Regions from separate parts of the Mus musculus genome. Here region 1 is linked to region 2. A link is a loop called in an ENCODE intact Hi-C map of the cell type or tissue named here. Cell type or tissue: gastrocnemius. All regions are shown on one strand. Each heading gives the region's core, and the rest is flanking DNA. Links, peaks and the distances in the headings are about the cores only. Region 1 holds the start of C130050O18Rik (RIKEN cDNA C130050O18 gene). Region 2 holds the start of 3110082I17Rik (RIKEN cDNA 3110082I17 gene).

Region 1 (11,719 bases), core at 1,256-9,255, 54 kb after region 2:
CTCTGACCACGGTCAGGGAGCAGAGCTGCTGCTCTACCTCTGCAGCCGCTCCATGCCTCGTGCGTGGTGTGCCGCTGGGCACTGTGTCTGTGGACATTGATCACCAAGGGCCCTTCTGGCTTGCAGCCGTCAGCTCTGCCTCCAGTTTCCGGGCGGTGGACTAGGATGGTGCTCCTCACCACAGGCTGTGTGATTCTGTCCATAGGGAAAAAGGCTGCAGGCTGCCACTCAGGCTGGAGGGGCCTTGCTTAGGTCCCAAGTGCTCTAGCCAGGGCATCTTCTGGCACCATCTGGGCCTGCACAGGGCCTTCATCATCTCAGTTCTCAGATCTCAGTATTCTATGTACTGGGTACCAGTGCCCCTTCCCTGCCGGGAATGTGAGAGCAAGTAATTGTCTCCTGAGGGGCGGACACTGGTGCTGCACAGCCACACTTGGGGCTCTGCTCCCTGTACCCAGCCTGCCCAAGTTGAGGATTTCACCAGAGTGCCACCCGTGCTTTTGTCCTTCAGAGCGGGTGGAAACCCATGCAGACTAGATGAGCTTGTCTTCCTCCTGATCCTCGGAGCTCTGTCCTAAAGAGGCCAGCTAGGGAAGGAGCAGCCAAGAGCTTTCTGTGCACAGCACACCCTGGCACACCTTACTGCCCTACTACCATCTGCCATCCTGTCTTTGTTGAGGTTCGGAGGGTCCAGCCATTCTTGGGAGCCCAAGGTCACGTGCTTTCAGTCCTAGCAAGCACCTACCAATATGTTGGATCTGACAAAACCACTGAAGCCCTCTACTGCCAAACCTTCCGCAATCTGCTCTTCAGTGCCCAGCCTTCTCCTGGCACCCTGTGTCCTGGGTTCTCTGTAGCCTGAACAGTTCCTCAAGTCCTCTTCCTCTGTAGTCCACCTCAGGCGGGATGGAGAGATGGGGAGAGAGGCAGCAGGGCTGCAGAGGGAAGCCAGCCTGAGCTCGGGTCCCAGTGTTCTCCCACTGGGTAACGCACGCACTAGTCCTCTGGAGTATGTCTGTCTGCCAGCACTTGCATCTCAGTTCATATGCGCACTAGGACAGCCTGAGTTGGTTTGCCTGGCTCAGCCTGGGAGTTAGTACCACGGAGACCTGAGCCCAGGGTCAGCCTGAGAACTCGAAGCTCTTCCCCAAGTCTGTTTGAAAGACTCTGTAGAAAGGATACATACTCTTCTTGACAGGCACCACCTTGACTCTGGTCACAGCCCTCACTCAACACAGCTCCCTCACTTACCGAACTTGACACCCAGCCTCAACAGCCATTTATCTGCTTTATCTTTTGCAACTTGGACACATCCAGAGTAGCACATGGTCTCTGTGGAAGCCTTAGGTCTTGCGTTCTTATACACAGGAGGTGTCTGCCTCCCTGCCACTGTGTGTCCTTGTCGTCCCTGCCTGCCCCACTAGGACTTCTTCCTGTCACTAAGAGGTGCACACAGTGTTAGACAGCAGCTCTCACACAGCTGATTTCCGCTCTCTTTCATTTTTTTTGGGGGGGGGGGCACATATCTGAGAGTGGCATAGCTAGTTCCAGGGTCACCTGAGGTCACCAGTTTTCCAGGGTGGCTGGACCATCTTACTCTCCGACCACAACCCAGTCCGACTTCTTAAAAAACCTAGAGCACCACAGAAGAGAGCCAGAAGTCCATGGATGCATTACAGGCTGAGAACCTGTGGCCTCTCGACCCTGCAGAAGGGCCGCCAAGGTCAGCTCTGTGTCCCTTGGGAGCTCCCCAAGGCTAGTGTCTGAGAATGCTGTGTTCCTGCAGTGGCTCTTGGCCACCACTCTGTAAATAGCCCTTCAGAATGGTTCCTGGAAGTGGACCCCTCACCCAACACTGCTTAGGTGGGGAGAAGACAGTTCACAAAGCCCATAGCTTTTCTAAAAACCAGGAGAGAGCTTACCAAGCCCTTTCCACATGGGCACAATGCTCTTACAGACAGCTCCTTTCAAGTCACACTTATTGTTACAGATCTTTCCAGCAAGGCTCATACATTGTTTTCAAACAACACAGAAATGACATGAATGTGTGAGATTCTTTTGTGTGATCCACAGGTGGCACGGGTGGCCTTACATGTGTGTAGTACAGTAGGCAAAGTGGCCTTGGCATCCTAGGAGGACTTCCTGGCTCCCCACTACCTTCACAGGTTTACTGTGGTGCCCCACAGACTGCCAGCCCAGGGAGAGGAGGCCTGCGAATATGTCGTACAAGGGATCAGAGGTGGACAGCGGATTGAGGAACGAAGTCCAAAGCTAGTACCCGGAAGATCAGAGCTGCCCTGAGAGATGGTTCCTGTGTCTGACCCGCTGTTTTCCACCCGGCGGGCCCCACCCTGCTCCATCCCTCAGCTGTCTGCTCCTTTTGGCAGGACTCAGCCATTCTAGCGCCTCTGGCCTCCGCTCTGTAAATGTTTCCATTGCAGTCTCCTGTCCTGTAGCCTGGGGCAGCGCCACTGTGAGTCACCCTGTCTGTTTCACACACGTGGCCTGGTGCCCTGCTCCAGCCCCTGTCCAACCCTACACAGAGCTGTAACCTTGAAGGGGAGCTTGAACTGACACCACAGTAGTGTGCAGGGCCAGCAAGGGACCACCAGCCTCTGACCCCCCCACCCCCAGCCCAGGGATCTGGAAAGGCAGCGCACGACTCATGGACTGTCACAATGAGCAGCAGGGATAGCCTGACTGTCCTTGTTTGTCCTTTTGGTCCCAAGGCTGTTTCTGTGTTTTTAGAAACAGAAAAATTACCTTCATTAAGATAAGGATAAAAGCAGTCTCTTGTTTGTTTTTCTCGAAACTTCCAGATATGGTGCATATGCCTTTTGTGTCCTGTAGATGTGTATGCACGTGTGTACATACCAGACACATGAACATGCTGACATGCATGCACATGTGTGTATAACCAGGCACATACCAACACACAAGTGTACATGTGCACATACATAGGTAGATATGCATCTTGATACACAGAAACAAAAACATGCATGTACCAGGTACACCCTGACATGAACATATGTGCACACCAGGCACATGAACAGGCAAACATACATTCACATGTATGTACACATAGATTCACACTAGACACATCTTTACAAACGTGCACACACCAACATAAGCTGTGTATACATGTGCACATGTACACACAGACACTGGCCTCTAGGAGCTCCACATTCTTCCGGTCCCCGTGTGCGATGGGCCAGACTAGCACTCTAGTCCAGTGACCAGTGGCCTAGCTGGGCAGACTGCCTGGCCTCACACAGGCTTCCTGCTTCCTGCAGAGTGGTTGCTCTCTGGGCCCATGGGTAAGAAGCAGAAGTAGAACCTCCTGTGGCGTCAGACCAAGGCCCTGGGCCTCCTAGCATCCCCCTCAGCCTTCGTTCCGGGAGACCTAGCACACTTCCTTCCCTGGCAGCATGTGTGTGTGTGGGGGGGGGGGGAGGGCTCTGTGATTGTTTAATAAGGCCTGAGTGTTCCCAGCGTCCTCCATGAGCACCGGAGCTGAGAGTGGAGGGATGACCCCAGAGAGGGTGAGACCCAGTCCTTGGAGGTTTCCGAATGGCTTAACATGGCTGTGTGTGGCACCTTTCCCACAAGGCTGAGCTTGGGGAGTGCTGAGAAGCAAGCTCGCCCTGAAGTCAGGGCTGGTGGTACTGGCCCTGAGTACTGGAGCTGACCGTCCCTGTCACCAGGTACCATGTGCCACCTGAGGCCCTCAGCTGTCCTGAGATCCAGTAGCCAGGCTAGAGTGAGTGATCCAAGAGATTCCTCCAAAGCAGGATTCACCTGAGATGACAAGCAAGAGGTTGGGCCATCCTGTGCTGGGCCGTCTGGTGGGAAGGGCGGAACTGAAGTCACCAGGAGCGGTGCTCACCATTTTCTGGCTTTCCGTAGACTTGATTCTTTCTGCAGTCTTCATTCACTTACTGTAGTTATGTGAGGATCTGCACAGCCTTCATACTATGGTGTGTGTGTGTGTACGCGCGCTCGAGGGCGGCGGGTGGGGTATGTGTGTGTGTGTGTATGTGTACGCGCGCGTGCGTACTTGCACGCAGGTGGAGGGTGGGGTATGTGGGTGTGTGTGTGTGTGTAGGGGTGTCAGATGATCTTTTTCTGTTCTCACGCTGCAATATCAGGTACCCTAGCAATGGTGGCAACAGTGGGTGGCAAAGTAGTCTGGCCTGGGCCGCGGTGGCAAAGGCTTTTGGCAGGAAATCCTGATGGATTCTCTCTGCAGTCTGCCCTCCGTGGCCCCTCCCTGCTGGCCCTTCCCCCAGCTACAGGTCTTCCTGGCTCTTTTGGCCAGCTGCTTGATGGCACCCTGCCTGAGCTGGGTATGGGCAGGAGCAAGGTTTCTGGTCAGCCAGAGCCAAACAGATGAGCTCCAGAGGAGGGAATAGGAGAGCAGTGGAGCACTTGACCAGAGCAGCTTCCCAGAAGGGCCGAAGGCTTCGCCTTGGCTTCCTGTCTCATCACTCTTTCAGATGGAGCAGATGTCTGTCTCTGGTGGCTCAGTGAGCCATCAGCACTACAGCTGTGCTCACACATGTCTACTGAGGAGGTTTGGGTCTGCTAAGTACCACTGTAGAGCGCCCCTGGGAGGACGCGCCTGACATGGCATCCAGCTAGCTAGTGGCTCTCCTTGCCTTAGCTCACAGGGACTCACGTCGAGGGCATCACACCTGAGTACAAAGCCCACCATGTGCAGAGGTGGCCAGCCCGATCACACCAGTTTCCAAAGGCTCTCTTCCAGCCCCTGCCCGCTTTTGCCGTCTAGGCTCTAGCCTCACCCTGCTGCAGTCCAGCCAAAAGAGTTCTCCATTTCCAGGTTTCATGTGCCATGCAAGCATGCATTCCAGATGTGCCCACTATAGAGCACTCTTTATGTTCTGCCCCGCCGGCCTCTCTCCATCCCCCACTCCCGTCCCCAGAGCTGAAGTCCTCCCATAGCAATTGCCCTGACAGCCCTGCCTGCCAACATGAGCTGTACTGTCTGACCACTCCTGGGCCTTTCCCATTCACTGTGAAAGCTGACCAGAGCCACCCTTGGCCCTTCAGGAAAAGGCTACATCACCATACAGAAGGCTAGAGTTTCTTTCTTTCTTTCTTTCTTTCTTTCTTTCTTTCTTTCTTTCTTTCTTTCTTTCTTTCTCTCTCTCTCTCTCTCTCTCTCTCCCTTCCTTCCTTCCTTCCTTCCTTCCTTCCTTTCTTTCTTTCTTTTTTCTCTCTCTCTCTCTCTCTCTCTCTTTCTTTTTTAACGTAACAGAACTGACCTGTCCCATAAAGAAATTGGTTTGCACAAACTTCCCACAGCTGTGAGTGGCCCCTGGGTACATTCACTGGTCACTCAGAGGCAGGAGGACAAGCTGGGTAAGCAGGGCCGCTTCCTCTCCAGGACATAAAAACAGTGCTCACCTGTGCCAGCCTGAAATCCACACAACGCTCTGTCAGCACTGGGGGGTTGCCGTGAGGCTGGGGCATGCTCTCTGTTCATCCAGTCTTCCCTCCATTGCTCTACACTCTCCAAAGACAGGCTGGCACAGACGCCCTCAGTACCTAAGGAAAAACAGGATTTGGCCTGGAGTCGTCCAAACCACACACTGTGTTTAAGCGGGCTATGGTTGGACCATGTGACCTAGAAGAATCTAAATGGGCCTATGTCTGAGGTGGAAGAGTGATGTGTGTGTGTGTGTGTGTGTGTGTGTGTGTGTGTGTGTGTGTGTGTCTGAGAGTTTCCAGGGCTTTCTTGCAGAAGTGTGCTGGCCACTCGCAGAAGGTCCCTCCCAGAAGGCAAAGACATTTGTAACCTAAAATAGGAGCTGAAGCCCCACCCAGCAGGAAAAAGTCCTCCCAGCGAGTACAAACCAGTGCATGGAACCTTGCCACATGGATGAGGGTCTTGTCCCTCTGTCCCTGGCACAGGGTGACTCAGGACAGTGGACACTCCAATCTGGATAGCAGGTGACACCTGGCACCCCTTACTATCCTTGCACCAATGGCTGCAGCTGCATCTCGGAGTTGCCTGGGATGGGGCTGTGCCTAGACATGACGCCAGATTGCACATCTGCTTGTGTCGTCTCTCTGGGCCTTGCTCAGGATGCCATGATGCTGGCTGAGATGAGTTTTGAAGAGAGAGCCCCAGCCAGATGAAGGTAAACGGTCTTGAGAATACTTTAAAGATCTCAAAGTGCAGTGGGCTTTACCCTCACCCCTGCCCGCTCCCGGGTATGCCTACTTCTGCAGTGTTGCAGGCTGGTCATGCGGTATCAGCCCCAAGCTGCCCTGTGGTACTGGTCTCAGGCAGTTCCTTCAGCCTCCTGAGTGCTGTAGGAGAGCCATCCCAGCGCTGTGCCTGGGGCCTCTGGGTAGTTCCTGTGTGGCGTACTGCTGTCTGACTTGAGGGGTGGGGGTGGGGAATGGTGTTAGAAATCCATTAACTGGGGACCTGGACTCCTGAGTGCATTTTCAGCCCTGAATGCCAGATGCTGCCCCGGAGAGGAAGAATCTAGTGGGAGAGAAGTCTGAGGAGGCACTAATGTCTCAGGTCTCATCTCAGTGGCCCCCCTTTTCCCCTCCCTACCTGGTGTGTGATGAGCGGCTATCAACCCACAACTCCGGGCCAGCTTCCTATGTGTCCCTGTGTGTCCCCCTCCTGGCTGCGAGGTCAGTGTGGTAGCATTCAGCTCAAGGACTCTAAGGCCAGTGGGGCCACCTCTGGTACTTCCTTATTTGATGACAATTCTCAGGGTGGCTACTGGCTATGACCTTCCTAATGGCCTTTGACAGTTCTGCAAAACCCTATTGTGTCACTCCTGAGAATGGCCCCTTGCGTATCAGGCTTCCATGACAGGATGTGGCCTGTGGGCTCACCGGCTAGCCTCCTTTGCCTCACTTGGGCTTTGTCCCACAGTGAGTGCCTAGGCCTTCTCCTGGGGACTGAACAGGCAGGCACAGACGTAGGGTGGGGACCCTGGGGCTGATAACCCTCTTTGTTTCAAATTCTGTTTATCTGCTGGTAAGGGAAGTATAGACTGCTCTGAGGCCCACCACTGTGCCCTCTGTGTGTCACACACCCTGTCCCCTGGTGAAGAGACAATCCCATGTTAACAGTCTTCTTCTGGAACCATCTTCTACTTGTCACAGAGAGGTACCTAGTGGCACCTCCAGGCCCAAAGGGAGGAGCTCTGGGGACAGGCCGTGGAACTAGAGGCTCTGCAGCTTAGCTGGAGCCGAAATGAGGTAGTGACCAGCCTGCCCCAGCCTCAACAGCTCAGACACTGGAACTTCAGAGGGACTGCAGCGCAGGCTGCAGTCAGTGCACAGATGTGTAGCCCAAGCCTTTATACCTTGGTGTGGCCCTGCATGTCCTCGGGTCCTAATGTTTCCCCTGACTCATGCTGGACCTTAGGCTGAGCCAGTCCGTGGGACACCCCTGGCTCTTGGGTGTGCCTAGACAGAACTGTGGCTCCTCTCTCCACATTCACTATTGTGTGAGCTTTGGAGTTAGACACCCATCTCCAGGCCTTAGTGTCCTGGGAAGTGAGCAATGATAGCCCCCGAGCTCAGGTTGGCCTCTGGGTATGGTGGCTCTCCTGGATGGTGCTGGGTAAATTGATTCTCATGGGCGTTGCAGGGCCCCAGCCATGAACTAACCACCTCCCAGACCATTCCAGCTCAGTGACCACTTCCTTGATGTCACAGGTCTTCTTCAGTTTAAGACCTAAAGCTTAAGCCTAAGCTTGTGATTGCTTGGATGTGTGCTGTTGGCCCCAAAGTGCTGGCCGGAACCTTTGCTCTGACCTGGTAATAGAATCCAGGGAGCTGTGTCCCTGGGCTGCATGCTCACGCTGCTGCAAGCATTTAGAAGCATGTGGCCCCTACATTGCGTGCATATGCTGCCGTGGGAATTCAGAATTGAGGAAGACGTGGCCCCAGACTGCATGCTCATGCTGCTGCAAGCATTCAAGATGATGTGGCCTCTGGGCTGCGTGCACATGCTGCCATGGGATTACAGGAAGACGTGGCCCTCAGACTGTGTGCTTGTGCAACTGTGCTCAGGACCTGCACAGCCCATAGTCCTGCCCCACAGGAGCCCCCAACACCAAGGGCAGAGTCTATGCTGGGTGGGAAGGAGCGGGGGCATACATGTTTTGCATAGGGAAGGAAGGGACAGTGGGTAGGTATGGCTTCCTTCCTCCCTCTTTCCCCTGCCATAGTGTGGTTCCCCACCAGCTGGGAGGCTTTGGCTGTCCCCACCATGGCTCCCCCCTACCTCATTTATCATTTCTCCAGCTGAACCTGTGGTGAGTGTGGTGGCTGCCTTCCTCCCTGTCCCCTCTTAAGGATGCACCTTGGTTTTTGTTTAGTTGGTTTTTTTGTTTTTGAGACCGGGTCTCAGTATGTAGCCCTGCCTGGCCTGGAGCTCACCATGTAGACCAGGCTGGCCTCAGACTCACAGAGTGAGTTTGTCTCTGCTTCCTGAGTGCTGGAATCCAAGGGGTTGTGCCACCACACCCAGCAAGGATATACTTGATGTCACCTGGGCTGTGATCACCTGGCCACAGGCCACAGATGGTCTGGGCAGCAGGGTGTCCCCAGGTTTTTCTGTCTGCACAGCTGCTGATGCTTCAATCCTCCCTAGTGCGCTGGGAACTGGGGGGTGGGGGGGGCAAAGGATGGCCCTCCTTCCCACAAAGACGCAGAGCAGGCTGTTCACATAGCCAGGTGATGGAAGCAAGCAGAAGAGCACAGCCGTGCGTCTGTCCTGCAGACATCCTTCAGCATGGAGATGACGACGGAAGTTCTAACACACAGCAATGCCACGCGCCTTATGGTTCCGCTCCTCAGATGGGGCTCCTCAGTGTCTTTTCATATTGCGTCAACAGTGATGACTTTTCTGATCCCCTCGACTCTGCCACAGCTTTACATTTTAAGCACAGCATTATCTGAGGGTCATGTTTATAATTCTGTTTTAAGCATAGAGTTTGGTTAGGTAGGGCACATGTATAAGGCTAGGCACCCTCACCAGACTCAAGTAGGAACATTGTCAAATTTTCTAGCTGGTTGGTAGCTCACCCCAGCCCCTCTGAGCCCTGAACCTGCTGCACTGGCCATACAGAGATGCGCAGTGATCGCACGCATCTGAGCTGCTTTGTGGGCGTCTCCAGAACACAGCCAGCACTTCTCCTGAAAGCCCACAGAGGAATGGTGGCCAACACATGTCTCTTAGAAAGCAGCTCTCTCCAGTGCCTTACCCTGTGACCCTGCAGTTTGGAAAGGTGGTGGTTTGGGGGCACTGGCATCTGCAGGCCTATGGAAGGAACTCGGTATGTGGTCTACGGGGTGAAGGGTCATCTTGCCATACAGTGTCATGCCAGCTAAGGCAAGAACTAATGACTTTGGTCTTCCAGTGTGGCAGCCCAGGGGTCAGGAGGACAGGGTCACAGAATGACCTGTACAAAACCTTTTCCATGATGAGGGCTACAGAAAATCAGGAGAGGGAAGCCAGGGACCAAGGATTGAAAGGCCAGCGTGGATCTGGTCTTGGCTAATTCTGGATGGCATAGGGCTTTCTACCTGGTCCTTTTCTGTTGTGGGACATCTGTCCTCATTGTGCTGTGCTTGGCTTCTCTCTGTCTCACCTCCTCCCCATCTTTCTGGTATCTTAGCTCTCCATCTGGCATCTTTCCTCATTTATAGTGGCACTATTATAGGCACACTGCCTACCAAGCTGTTTTTGTCCAAGCACGTACATTTAGGGGCACAAGCTATCCTGTGATCTGTCTACCTGGAGCAGTCAATGGGTCTGTGCAGGTTGGACCTGGGGTCTGTTCTAGGCTACTGTGGCTTTCCTACCAGGTGCTGTAGACTGAACCTGCAAAGGATCCTCAGGGGAGTGCTGCCCACATTGTGATGTGTCCCCGATAAAATACTAACTGATTGCCTGGCTGACTGTGTAGTGACAGCTGCAGACCCTTCCTTGGAATTTTGGAACGGATTTGAGGATGGCATCTGGCTCTCTATAACCTTTAGCTCCCAATCCTGTCTCTACTGCCCAGAGCTGGGGTTATAGGTATGTACCACCACACCTGGTTTATGCCATCCAGGGTTAGAACGACAGGCAGGCCCTCTGCCAACTGAGCTACATCCCGGTAACTTTTTGTTTATTTGGTTTTGAACTTTTTGTTTTGTTTTGTTTTTTTGAAAAGCGGTTTCTGTATAGCCCTGGCTATCCTGGAACTTGCTCTGTAGACCAGGCTGGCCTCGAACTCACAGATCCACCTGCCTTTGCCTCCCAAGTACTGAGATTAAAGGCATGCACCACCACCAATTTGAATTTTATTTATTTATTTTGAGGCCAGGTATCCCAAGCTGGGCCTGGAACTTCCTTCCCATCCTCCTGCCTCAGCCTCTCAGAGGACTATCTGGAGTGCCCTTCCTCCCTGGACATCTGGTTGGTACACATCTCTGTTGATGCATGGCTGATTTTGGTGTTTTGTTTTGTTTTGTTTTGTTTTGTTTTGTTTTGTTTTTTAAGGTTATTTATTATATGTAAGTACACTGTAGCTGTCTTCAGACACCTTAGAAGAGGGCATCAGATCTCATTACGGATGGTTGTGAGCCATCACGTGGTTGCTGGGATTTGAACTCACGACCTTTGGGAGAGCAATCAGTGCACTTCTGCTGAGCCGTCTCTCTAGCCCCTGATTTGGGGTTTTAATGCAATGGTTTTAATGTGGTTTCTTCAGTCTTCTCTCGTGCTGCCAACATGCCCGTTGGTCCTCCTGCTCTGCCTGGCTTCCTCTCACAGGATGGTATAGTCTGCTGAGGGCGTGCAGCTACCCTGTGGAACTCTGAGTTCTCCAGGAAGCCTGTCCGGGCTTTTGGATTATTTTAAACAGGGGATGGCAGTGATGCACGTGTGCATGGAGGCCACAGTCAAATTCAGGTGTCATCTTCACAAGCTCCAACCACTTCCTTTGAGCCTGGCAGGGTCTTTCATTGGCCTTGACCTCACCAATTAGGCCAGGCTGGTTGGTCAGTGGCGCTGGGAGCATACTCTCTCAGCAGCTCCATCGTTGGGCAGACAAGCGCTCTCTACCGTACCTGATGCTCTTATGTTTGTTCTGCAACCTGAACTCAGAGCCTTGTGTTTGCAAGGCAAGGGCTTTACCAACGCCATTTGTTTTGTTTAGCTTGGAGCTGTGGGCCAGGCTCTCGGACCCAAGCCTATCTTGTCATCCCACCTGTGCTAGCTAATTTTATGTCAGTTTGATACGCACTAAAGACAGAAAGGGATACCAGTTGAGAAAATGCCTCCATAAGACTGGGCTGTAAGCAAGCCTGGGTAGCATTTCCTTAATTAGTGACTGGTTGGAGAGGGCCCAGGCCACTGTGGGGGATTGGGAGATGGTTGTGGATTTTATATAAAGCAGGCTGAGCAAGGCGTGGGGAGCAAGATAGTAAGCAGCACCCCTCCATGGCCTCTGCATCAGCTCCAGGTGGCTGCCCCATTCGCGTTCTAGTGCTGACTTCCTTCAGTGATAGACAGTGAGCGCTGTGGAAGTGTGAGCCAAGCAGACCCCTTCCGCCCAGCTGGCTTTGGTCATGGTGTTTCATCGCACGTAACACATCACAATAGTAAACCTGATGAGGATACCACCCTTTGCCGCTGCCTCCTTTTACTGAAAGGCCTTGGGGTTTCTAT
Region 2 (11,719 bases), core at 2,529-10,528:
ATTATTATACATAAGTACACTGTAGCTGACTTCAGACACACCAGAAGAGGGTGTCAGATCTCATTACGGGTGGTTGTGAGCCACCATGTAGTTGCTGGGATTTGAACTCAGGACCTTTGGAAGAGCAGTCAGTGCTCTTACCTGCTGAGCCATCTCGCAAGCCCTCTTTTTTCGTGTGTGTGTGTATATGGTATGCATGTGTGTGTATGTAAGTATATGTATATGCATATATGTATGTTTGAGAGTCTGTGTGTATGGTGTACATATGTGTATGTATGTACACATGTGTGTATGTATGTGTTTGTATGCATGTGTGGTGTGTATATGTGTATATGTGTACATATATGTGTGTGTGCGGTATGTATGTGTGTGTGAGTGCATATAGGTTAGAAGTTGATATAAGGCATCTTCCCTTGATCACTTTCTACTTTATTCACTGAGTCAGGCTCTCTCAGTTGAACCCAGAGTTCACTGATTCAACTAGTCTGGCTAGCCAGGTTGTCCTGAACTCTGTCTCTGCCTTCTGAGCACTGGGATTACAGGCAGCCGCCTTGCCCGCCAACTTGTTCACTTGGATCCTGGGGATCTGAACTCGTGTTCCCACACTTGTGCAGCAAACACTTTATGCCCTGAGCCACTCCCTGGCCCACATGCCCAAGGTCTTGAGAGGAGTGTGAGAGGGGAAGCTGGCCTGGCTTCTTGTCTGAGATAAGGAGTGGCTTGTTTTATTTCCCTGGCTCGGGGGTTGAGAGCACAACCACATCAACTCACCACAACTGCTCTTCCAAGGGACCCAAGTTTGACTCCCAGTACCCACATCAGGAAGTTAACTGAGCTTCAGGGAATCTGACCCCTCTGGCCTCTGTGGGCACCTACACTAGTGCACATCACCACACACAGACACCCACTGTCTTAGTTACTGTTTTACTGCTATGAAGAGACACCATGACCAAGGCAACTCTTACAAAAGCAAGCATTTAATTGGGGCTGGCTTACAGGCTCAGAGGTTTAATTTGTTATCATCATGGTAGAAAGTATTGCATTGTGTAGGCAGACGTGCTGGAGGAGGAGCTGAGAGTTCTACGTCTTGATCCAAAGGCAGCCAGAAAGAGACTATCATCCTCACTGGGTGGAGGCTGAGCACTAGGAGACCTCAGAGCCTGCCTACACAGTGACACACTTCCTTCAACAAGGCCACACCTATTATAGCAAGACCACACCTCCTAATAGTGCCACTTCCCATAGGCCACCACATTTATACACAGTTTAAAATCCCTCACAGATGTGCCCCATTTATGTTTTTGCTTTGGTTTGGTTTGGTTGGTTTGGTTTTTTGAGAAAGAACTTATCTGTGTACCCCTGGCTGTCCTGGAACTCACAGAGATCTACCTACCTGTTCCTCTCAAGTGCTACCACTGCTGGACTGTTTTGGGGGTTTTTAAGTTAATTTCAGATGTAGTCAAGTTGATAACCAAGTATAGCCATCACACAATCCCTTCAAGTTGTCCTCTGACCTCCACACAGGCATCTTGGTAGGCATGTGTACATGTGCACACATACTAAATAAATAATTAAAAAATAATTTGTAATCATATCACTAAGGGACTGGAGTGCGTGGCTGTTAGTTCTTCTCTGAAGAAGCTGTTCACTGTCTTCTGGCATCTACACACACACATATTGCATGCATGCATACAGACAACTGTGGAGGCCTAGGTAACTGTTACCTGGCTAGTCTGCCACTATAAGGAAGTGTTCTCATATGTTTCTGCTGTTACTAGGAAACTTTATAATGCCAAGATTGATTAGATATGCTGTTATGTTCTGTGCCCTTGGAAACCAGTCATGATAGAAGTCAGTAGAACTGTTTTGTATTGTTACCCACAATAAGCTTGGACTGGAACCAACCACCCTACAGCACTTCCTGCACCCATATTTGAGCTTTTATGGTAGTTGCTTTTATAAACTGCCCCTGGGATGGACCCCAATATAAGAGAGACACCTGCACCAATGTAAGAAACTACTTGGAATAAAACTTCCATTTTGAGTAGTGGTCCAGTAACGTTTAAGTTTCCAAGACTTCCTTGGGAACTGACATCCTACTTGGCAGAAAGAGACATGTGTGTGAGTAACTGACATCCTGGCTGGCAAGTTAGGACATAAATATTAGACAAGGCAAGTCCCCTGTCATAGTTGAATACCCCAACCACTGGGAGCAGGATAGATAAGTGTACAACAAAGACACGTTGCTAATGAAATCCCCTATCCCTAAGTTCTGATTGGTGGAATAACTTGGCACAGATGTTTCTGGATGTTGGGCTTAAGAACCCTGTAGGATCTTAAGTTGGGGTCACGGTTCAGTTCCCGAATCTGGACCATGGCCCTGGATGACCAGTCCTGGGGTGTGTGCTCAGTAAACTCTCCCTGGCAAACTGAGATCGGTGTTCATGGATTTTGTGAGGTGATTCTGGGACCTCAACAACAACAACAACAAACAAACAAATAAATAATTAAGGGAACAAGGAAAGGAAAGAAAAGCCAGTTTTATTCCATTTGAGTTTGGGCCAGAGAGTCTTAGCACGTGGCTAGGAGGATGCAGTCTGTCTGAGTCAGCAGTGCTGTGTATGGTCGGCATGGCAGCTAAGGCCACGGCTGAAACACATTTCCTCATCTTTATCTAGTTACGCTGCAAGCCTGGAAGAGGGCCATTAGTGATTTTTATTTTTAGAGTTTTCAGAAGAATAATGAAATCAGTTTAAACATACATTTTCTGGACTGGCAGGATGGGTCCTTGGGTAAAGGTGCTTCCCCACAAAGCCTGATGAGTTTGAGCCCCAGGCCCCACATGGTGGAAGGAGAGAATTAAAGCTTGCAAGTTGTCCTCTGACCTCCACACTCATGCTGTGACACTGGCCCAATCATGCATGAAGTAGTAAGTGAAAAAAACTTAAACTAAATAAACAAAAATGAAAAAAAATTTTTGAGACCGGGTCTCATTATGTAACTCTGGCTGTCCTGGAACTCACACTATAGACCAGGCTAGCCTCAAACTCACAGCGATTCTCCTGATCAGATTCATGAGTGCTGGGATTAAAGATGTGTGCCACCACACCTAGCTCAAAAATGGAATTTTTAAAAGTTAAAAAAAAAATAGCACGGTCGTGGTAAATGAGTTGACTTTTGTGTTTTTGAGAGAGGAAGTTACTATGTGATCCAGTCTGACCTAGACTTCTCCATGCTCCTGCCTCAGCCTCCACAGTGTGGAATGATGGGTCTGAATCACTACACCCAGAGAGATAAACTATTGTAATAGTAAATAATGGTGAGAGGGGAGACAGGGAGGGACAGAGTGCAGACAGACAGACAGACAGACAGACAGAAGGGCGGGTGATATGGAGCCAACATGGAGCTCAGAGGATATGCCCTCAGAGGAAGGGAAATGAGAGTTAGTCTCAGACATCCAGATGATAGTATTTGGGGCTGAGGACATGGCTCAGTGAGTGAAATGTCTGTTGTATAACCATTGGAACCTGGTTGGATCCCCAGACTCCATATGGGGGTACACATCTAACCCTGGGGCTAGGAAGCAGAGGCAGAGGGAATCTTGGACTTGATGGTCAGCCTACCTGAGTCAGTAAGCTTCAGGTTTAGGGACAAATTATGTCTCTAAGAATAAGTACAAGCTAGTCATGGTGGCACTTGCCTTTAATCTCGGCACTCGGGAGGCAGAGGCAGGATCAGGTGGGTCTCTGTGAATTTGAGGTCTGCCTTGTCTGCATAGCAAGTTCCGGGCTAACCAGAGCTACACAGTGAGATCTAATAAAGAAACGAATGTAGGAGTGACAGAGGTAAACTAACATTGGCCTCTGGCCTCCGCACATGCATGCACATATGAGCATATGCATCTGCACATGTATGTGCAGATGCAAACACTTACATACACAAAGGAACACAGAGATCAATGGAGACAGAAAATGGAGTTTCCTTAAGCTCATAAATGTCAGTTCCATCCCCAAACAATTAGAGAAGGTGGTAATTTGGTAGGACAGAAAACAACCCAGCCATCTATGGTTTTTACTCTCATGAACAACAGCCAGGAGATAGGATGGGAGAGAAAATACCATTTATACAAGCAGTAAAGAAGAACACTTGCTGGGCAGTAGTGGCCCATGCCTTTAATCCCAGCACTTGGGAGGCAGAGGCAGGCCGATATCCGAGTTTGAGGCCAGCTTGGTCTACAGAGTGAGTCTAGGACAGCCAGGGATACACAGAGAAACCCTGTCTCAAAAAAACAAAAAAACAAAAAAAAAAAAGAAGGAGGAGGAGGGAGGAGGAGGGAAAGGGAAAGGAAGGAGGGAGGAGGGAGGAGGAGGAGGAGGAGGAGGAGGAGGAGGAGGAGGAGGAGGAGAGGAGAAGACTTAATGATAAACCCATTAAGGTCTAGAGAAGACCTCTATGGCATGGAACACATATATCATCTACCCCAGAGACTAAATTCAAAAACCAGGATGTGGCAACATATGCCTATCCTGACAGCACTGGAAAGGCTGAGGTAGGAAAATTATGAGTTTGAGGCTAGCCTGGGATACTTAGTGTCTGGAGTAGAAAAGAAGCAGATACAGATCGATGGAAAGTCTATTTGGATGATCCGACATCCTGACAGTGTCCATTGCTTTCTCTAAATTAGTTTACAAAGGGAAGCTGATCCTGGTTAGAAATATCAGCAGCAAGCTTGCTTCCGGATGCAAGGAAGTCAGTGCTTAAATTCAGATTAAAAGTAAGTGTGGGCCAGGAGCTGCCTCAGTTGGTAAGGTCCTTGCTGAAAGGAGATGGGGACCTGATTTTGCATTCCCAGGATCCAGGTTTTTTTGTTTGTTTTTTAATGCCAAGCTTGACGGTTCTCCTGCGTAATTCTAGCATTGGAGAGACAGAGACAGGAAGATAGCTGGAGCTCACTGGTGATCTAGCCTCGACGAATCTGTAAGCTCTGGGTTCAGTGAAAGACCCTGTCTCAAAAAGTTACTCGGCAAAGTGATAGAGAAAAACACCATGAAGAAGACCTCTGGCCTCCATACATGTATGCACAAACACATGAACATATACAAATATATGACACACGCCCACCACACACACTCATACACTACACACATACCACACACTTGCCTGCACACACACAAACACAAACACACATTCACACCACACACTTGCCTACACACACTATATACTCATCCACACACATGTACACACACACCCCACACAGACCACACCACACACTTACCTGAGCACACACACACACATACATGCACACTACACACTTGCCCCATGCACACCATACACACACACACACATACATACCACATAAATGTAAAAGACAGCCAACTAGAACAGAAAAGAAAGTCCAGAAGGCCTCAAATGCTATGTATAGAGTCGGTAGGTAGGAAGAGACTGAGCTGTGAAATGATTGGAGTCGGGGCACCTGGCTGGGCAGGTGACATAACTTGGTAGAGTGCTCACCTACCATGTAAGAATCCCTGAGATCAACCCACAAATACATTTAAATTGGAAGGGAAAGAGTTGGGGCAGGCAGTGGTGGCACATGCTTTTAATCCCAGCACACCAGGGCCAGAGGCAGGCAGATCTCTGTGAGCTCAAGGCCAGCCTGGTTTTCAGAGTGAGTTCCAGGCTAGCTGGGGCTAAACAGAGAAACCCTGTCTCAAAAAAAAATAAATAAAATAAGGTATCCTTATACAGAAAGATTGTTACCTGTTATCTCTGTGTTGGCCACTTTCACAGCAAATGCCAGCTGAGCTAGAGTTCTTGATTCTCAGCCTGTTAGAGGCTTCAACAAAACTCAGGTGAGGGAGTCTGTCTTTTCTCATTGCTTGATAATTCCCCTCTCTCTATTCTGCATCACAAGGAATTTACTGTCTCCTCTTAGTTGGCTAGCAGCATCAGCAATAAATCACACCCACTCCATCTGTAATTTTGTCATTTTGAAGCAGGGTCTCACTAAGCCTTGGCTAACCTGGAACACACTATGTAGACCAGGCTGGCCTCACACTTGTAGAGATCCACTTGCCTCTGACCCAATGCTGGAATTAAAGGCTGTTGTGGGGTACTCTGAAGAGAAGACTGCTAGACATGGTTTAAGCCAATAGAAAATCTTTATTAGCTGTCCAGCAACTACACTGGGTGATGGAATCCTAGTGTAGCACTGAGCCTTTTTCCAGGTGATTTTTTAAGCACTAAAACCATGTTCCGAGTTGACACACAGTTAAAAAGAAGAGTAAACCAGAAGTGGAACTAGAGAGGCTGGAAAGCAAGGTTAGTGTGTGTTGAGACTTTCCCAGCACTATATGGACTCTGATGGACTAGGCCCTTGTTTTAGTTTGGGCAGGTGGTGCTGTCTATGTGCTGCTAAGTTTTACAGCCTCATGGTACTTCCAATGTGGAGTCAGTGTGCTAAGGTCTGGTGGCCTACTAAGGTCTATGGCCCTGTTACAAGGCCAGTGACAGCTATGCCAGACCCTTTACATTACTTCTTCACTACTTTGTGTGTGTGTGTGTACACATACATATATTATGAAATGTACATATTTACTTATTTAGTGTGTGTGTGTTTAGAGGTCAGAAGACAGCTTGTGGGAATTGATTTTCCTTCCGATTTATGGATCCTGGACATCAAACTAACGTTACCAAGCTTTACAATAAACACTTTTACCGTCGGAGGCATCTCACTGGCCTTTATGAATCTCGAGAAGACCCCGAGTTTCTGATCCTCCTCCCTCTATCTCTTTGGTGCTGGGATTATAGGCTACAACAGGGTCCGACTTTGAACTCCCTACACAGCGGAGGATAGCCTTGAACTCCTAATCCTTCTTCCTAGCTTCCCTAGGGCTGGGACGAAAGGCGTGCACCTCCAAGCCCGGCACCCCTCGGATATTCTAACTTTACCTGCTGGAATTCTCTGAGAGGTGTTCTATCTGTTCAGCCCAGCACCAGCGGCCAGAATTCGGCCGCACGTGCCCACGCCACCAGGTGTTGCCCTGGCAACTGACTGCGCTCTCAGCTCAGAGAGATGACGCCAATATCCTGCGCCAGGGCTGCGCCCTCCCATGCGGCGGCCATTGGCTGGCTGGAAGATGGACGCCTTCCCGATCCAATGGATAGCGCTGATCTTCTGAGGGCGGGACGGCGCGGAACCTGCTGAGCTGGTGGTGGAGGCGCGTGGCAGAGGTGTGCGAGAGTGGGAGCTGCAGGTGCGTGCTGGGTAGGGTGGGGTGACGGGGGGTTGTCGCATCCGCCCGGGGAGACGCGGTCCTGGGCCGGGCTGTGCGTCTCTGCGCAGCTCTCCACGTGGATTTCCAGAGATCTATTCAACCACCCACCTACCCATTTACCCCTGTTGATACAGGCGACCACTTAGCCATTCGTCCACTCCTCCGTCTACTTAAACGTCCATCCACTCCTCTACCCAATTATCCATCCGTCCACCCACCTATTCATCCAGGCACCCACCCATCCATTCATCTATATCCTTCATCCACCCACCCACTTATTCATGCACCCAACAGTCCTTCCATGTATCCATTCTTACAAGTTGGGTGTGGTGGTACACAGCTGTGGTCTCAGTATCCTGAAGGCTGGGACTGAAAAAAATTGCCGCTAGCTCGGTCTAGCCATGTCTTCTAAATGAGACTCCGTTCAAAAAAAAAAAAAAAAAAAAAAAGATTCTTTGGGTTCCTTTTCTGTATCGGTGTCACTCAAGGCTCTGGGAAGAAACGGGGGCCAGAATAAGAATCCCAGATCTAGGGAGCCCAGGTTTTTGACTGTAGAAGATCTCTTACTAATGGTCTTAGGTACCATGGAGATAATTTAAGGGAGTCTTGTTCCTTCTTTGAGCTTGCTGAGGCATAGTCTTTCTGGTTTCTGCTGCTGCACTGTGTACCCCAGGCTTACCCCCCTGTCTCTGCCTTCCATCTCACCATAGGAGAGACGAGACGACAGATTCACACACTGCATCCAGCTTTTTATGTAAGTCCCAGGAATCGAACTCATATTATCAGGCTTGTTCGGCAGGTGCTTTTACCCACTGAGAACTCCTAGCCCTCTGTCTTCTTATTTCCTTGCTGCATGAAGCAGCAGTCAGTGCCTCTGGATTTCATTTCCTAAAGGACTAGTGACATTGGGCATCTTTTCATGTTCTTCACTGTTTGTTCAAGACCTTTGCCCATTCTAGAGTTTGCAGTGTGTGTGTGTGCCAGAGGTCAACTTTAGGTGGTCCCCAGCAGCCATCTACCTTGTATGTGACAGTGGACTCGACAGGCTAGGCAGGGACGGAACTCAGGTCTTCAGGCTTAGTGGCAAGCGCCTTTACCTGCTGAACCATATTGCTTTCTCCCCCTCCCCCACCACTTCTTTTGTTTGGTTTTTGTTTTGTTTTTTGAGAGAAGGTTTCTCTGTATAGCAAGCCCTGGCTGTCCTAGACTCCCTTTGTATACCAGGCTGGCTTCGAACTCACAGAGATCTTCCCACCTCCGCCTCTAGAGCTCTGGGATTAAAGGTGTGCACCACCCCACCTGGTGCCCAAATTCTTTTATTGTATAATTGCCAGAGTTATTCTGTGGTGGTGGCCATGCATGCCTTTAATCCCTAGAGGCAAAGGCAAGTGGATCTCTGTGAGTTTGAGACCAGTGTGCTCTACAGAGGGAGTTCCACAACAGCCAGGTTATGGAGAAACCCTGTCTTGAAAAGCAGAAAAACAAAAAGAGTTCTTCTCAGGCTCCACCACATGCAGATTTCCTGCCTGTAATGTGTGAGACAAGCACTGCTCTGAGTTGTCTTTACTTTCTTGCTGGCACTGTTCCCTGGGAGAAGCTTTTAAATTTTGTTTTATTATTTTCATTTATTTTTTAAAATTGCTAATGTGTGTGTGTGTGTGTATACCATGTGTGCGTAGGATCCCATGGAGCTCAGAAGAGGCGTCAGATCTCCGAGAACCGGAGTTCTCAGTGGGTAAAAGCACTTGCCGCACAAGCTTGAGGACCTGAGTTCGATCCCTGGGACTTACATAAAAAGCTGGATGCAGTGTGTGAATCTGTCATCTTGCCTCTCCTATGGCGAGATTCGAGGTGGTGATAGGAGAGTTCCAGGTAGCTGTGAGCCACCGTGTGGATGCTGGGAACTGAACCTAGGTCCTTTGCAAGAGTTGTAAGTACTCTTAACCTATGAGCCATCTCAATAGCTCCTTTCTATTTCTATTTTTAAGTGTGTGTGTGTGTGTGTGTGTGTGTGTGTGTCCAGAGGTGTTGGATCTGGAGCAGGAGTTACAGTTGATTTTGAGCTGCCTGAGATGGGTGCTGCCAACTTGGGTCTTCTGCAAAAGCTGGTAACCAGTGAGCCTCTCTCCAGCCCAAGGACAGAAGGTTTTAGTTATGAGGTAGTCCAGCTTATTTTTCTCTTGACTATCTAGTTATTGGTATTTATTTAATGTATGTGAGTACACTGTAGCTGTACAGATGGTTGTTGGGAATTGAATTTTTAGGACCCCTGCTTACTCTGGTCAACCCCGCTCGCTCAGGCCCAAAGATTTATTTATTATTATACATAGGTACACTGTAGCTGTCTTCAGACACACCAGAAGAGGGCGTCAGATCTCATTACAGGTGGTTGTGAGCCACCATGTGGTTGCTGGGATTTGAACTCAGGACCTTTGGAGGAGCAGTCAGTGCTCTTACCCCCTAAGCCATCTCGCCAGCCCTAGCTCCTGGTATTTTACCTGAGAGAACACAGTGTTCTCCAGGGCCATGAGGGCTCATCCCTGGAGAGTCTAGCAATCGTAGGCTGACCTGTTAAATCCAACTCCCAGCTCTCAGGAGGCAGAGGCAGGCGGATCTCCGTGAGTTCAAAGTCAGCCTGGTCTATATTGTGTATAAACAGAAGTGTATTAGGCTTGGACTCTTTGACATGTGGGGCTTGGTCCGCCCTGCGTGAGTTCTGAGTGCATACTCACTTCCCCCGTGACTCTTCAGCAGTCTTCCAGCAGCTGGTGGATAGAGTGCTCTTTGAATTGTCACGGTACCCTTGTTGAAAGTCACTTGACCACAAACAAACGCAGATGCTCACTAGAACAAACCCTCATTGCCTCAGTTGGGAGCTGCTGTCTCTTAGAACCTGGTAACATTAGAACCATCTTCTTCGCAAATAGACTTCCTGGTTAACTTTTTAACGCTAACTTCCAGGGTGAACGCAGGCCTCGCTTCTCTCCTAAGTGGTGTGTAAATATTTGCTGAACTTGCCTTATTTCTCTGACGAGGTAATTGGCTGGCGTCACCACCCCTATTTCCAGTGTCCCTGTGTCAACATTTTCTCCTTCTTTTAAGATTTCTTATTACATTGTTAATTGAAATTTGTAGCCTCTGGTTTCAAATATTCTTCTTCTTCTTTTTTTTAACGGAGGAGGCTTAATTAAAAAAAATAGAGAGAGCTTGGAGTTTTCTGATTTAGAATAGTATAGTATTATTTCTGTGTGCTGTCGTCAGAGACTGACTGCCCCAGCGGAACAGGGCTGCCCTGATGACATTACCTCACACACGAGGGCTATATGACTGCGGATTTATTCTCTGGGGTGTTCTCAGCTTCTAGATCTCTTCCATCCTTCATGCTGACCCTCCTCTTTTTTTTCGTCTTTTCCTTTCTTTCCTTTCCTTTTTTGTACTAGGGATTAAATCTGCCACCTTTCTTTCTAACCACTAAGTTGATCTCCAGCCTTATAATCAATCTTGGTTTTGTTTTGTGGTTTTAAGTTCTCACTTTTGAGTTCCAGGCTGGTTCTGAGCGTCTTATGCTCCTCCGTACTTCTGCCTCCTGAGTGCTGGGATTGCAGATGTGTGCCACCACGTGAGGCAGGCTCACAGTTTAGGATGATGGCCTGGAGCTAGTGACAGTCCTCCTGCCTCAGCCTCCCAGTGGCACGTGCCACCATCCCTGTCTTGCATGTTGGTTGGTTTTTCACTCATGGGCTTCTTTTTTTCCTACTGTGTGAGGACCATAGGATTGGATTTATCTCAGTGCCTCAAATCTAGCTAGCTTCACTTAGTCCTTAGGAGTATCTTGGGGCTCTGCGCCAGCTCAAAGAACACCTCAGGCCCCTGAGGGTCTTTCAGCTTCTCCTGACTGGGGCATAATACTGGTCATAGCTTGCATAGGGGTGTGACTTCGCCTAGATTTGGAAAAGATGGAACTGCCCCCTAATATGTACTAATTAAGGAATAGGCAGATTTCTACTTTGAAACCTGATGATAGTCAGTAAAAATGGTGTTGTGCTTAACCATTTTTTTTGAGACAGGGTCTCTCTACAATACTTGCTGTCCTGGAAGTCTCTATGTAGACCAGGCTAACCCAGAACTTCCAGAGAGCCACCTGCTTCTGCCTCCCAAACGCTGGGATTAGAAGAGTGTGTCACTGTATCTGGCTGTTGCTCTCAATCTTTCCAGCCAGTGTTGCTTTTGAGTTAGAAGTGCAGTCTCGGGTGTTGTGGCCCAGGCCTGCCATCCCTAGTGGAGGCTGTAGGCTCACAAGTTCAAGTCCAACTTGGGCTGCAGAGTTAGCGTAAGAGGCCAGCCTGACTCATTTAGTAAAACCCTGTTTTAAAATCAAAGAAAAAGAAAAATGAGATATCCATGTTAAGGGGGAATTCCTAGAAGGCAGTGGCCATTGCTGG

The links. Peaks named below come from ENCODE experiments on the same cell type or tissue, not always from the same donor. Only the 100,000 strongest peaks of a DNase experiment are listed, where the experiment ranks them.
Region 1: a loop joins it to region 2, with 2.5 times the contacts of the local background. A loop is called at or near these places in 8 of 42 quality-filtered maps.

Annotation. Positions count from the first base shown.
Region 1 is chr5:139,400,281-139,411,999 of GRCm38, reverse strand. The region is part of intron 2 of 3110082I17Rik (RIKEN cDNA 3110082I17 gene); the gene reads left to right. It overlaps C130050O18Rik (RIKEN cDNA C130050O18 gene), which reads right to left and starts at 6,716. Exons shown (of 3, transcript NM_001384195.1): 1 at 6,593-6,716; 2 at 5,428-5,568. The coding sequence starts at 5,506. In gastrocnemius, for the core only: CTCF peaks have their summits at 4,408 and 4,612; DNase peaks (open chromatin) are centred at 3,259 and 4,301; H3K4me3 peaks cover 3,277 bases; H3K27ac peaks cover 6,289 bases.
Region 2 is chr5:139,456,006-139,467,724 of GRCm38, reverse strand. 3110082I17Rik (RIKEN cDNA 3110082I17 gene) reads left to right here and starts at 7,191. Exons shown (of 5, transcript NM_028469.3): 1 at 7,191-7,256. In gastrocnemius, for the core only: no CTCF peak of the experiment used is centred there; a DNase peak (open chromatin) is centred at 7,116; H3K4me3 peaks cover 1,257 bases; H3K27ac peaks cover 1,045 bases.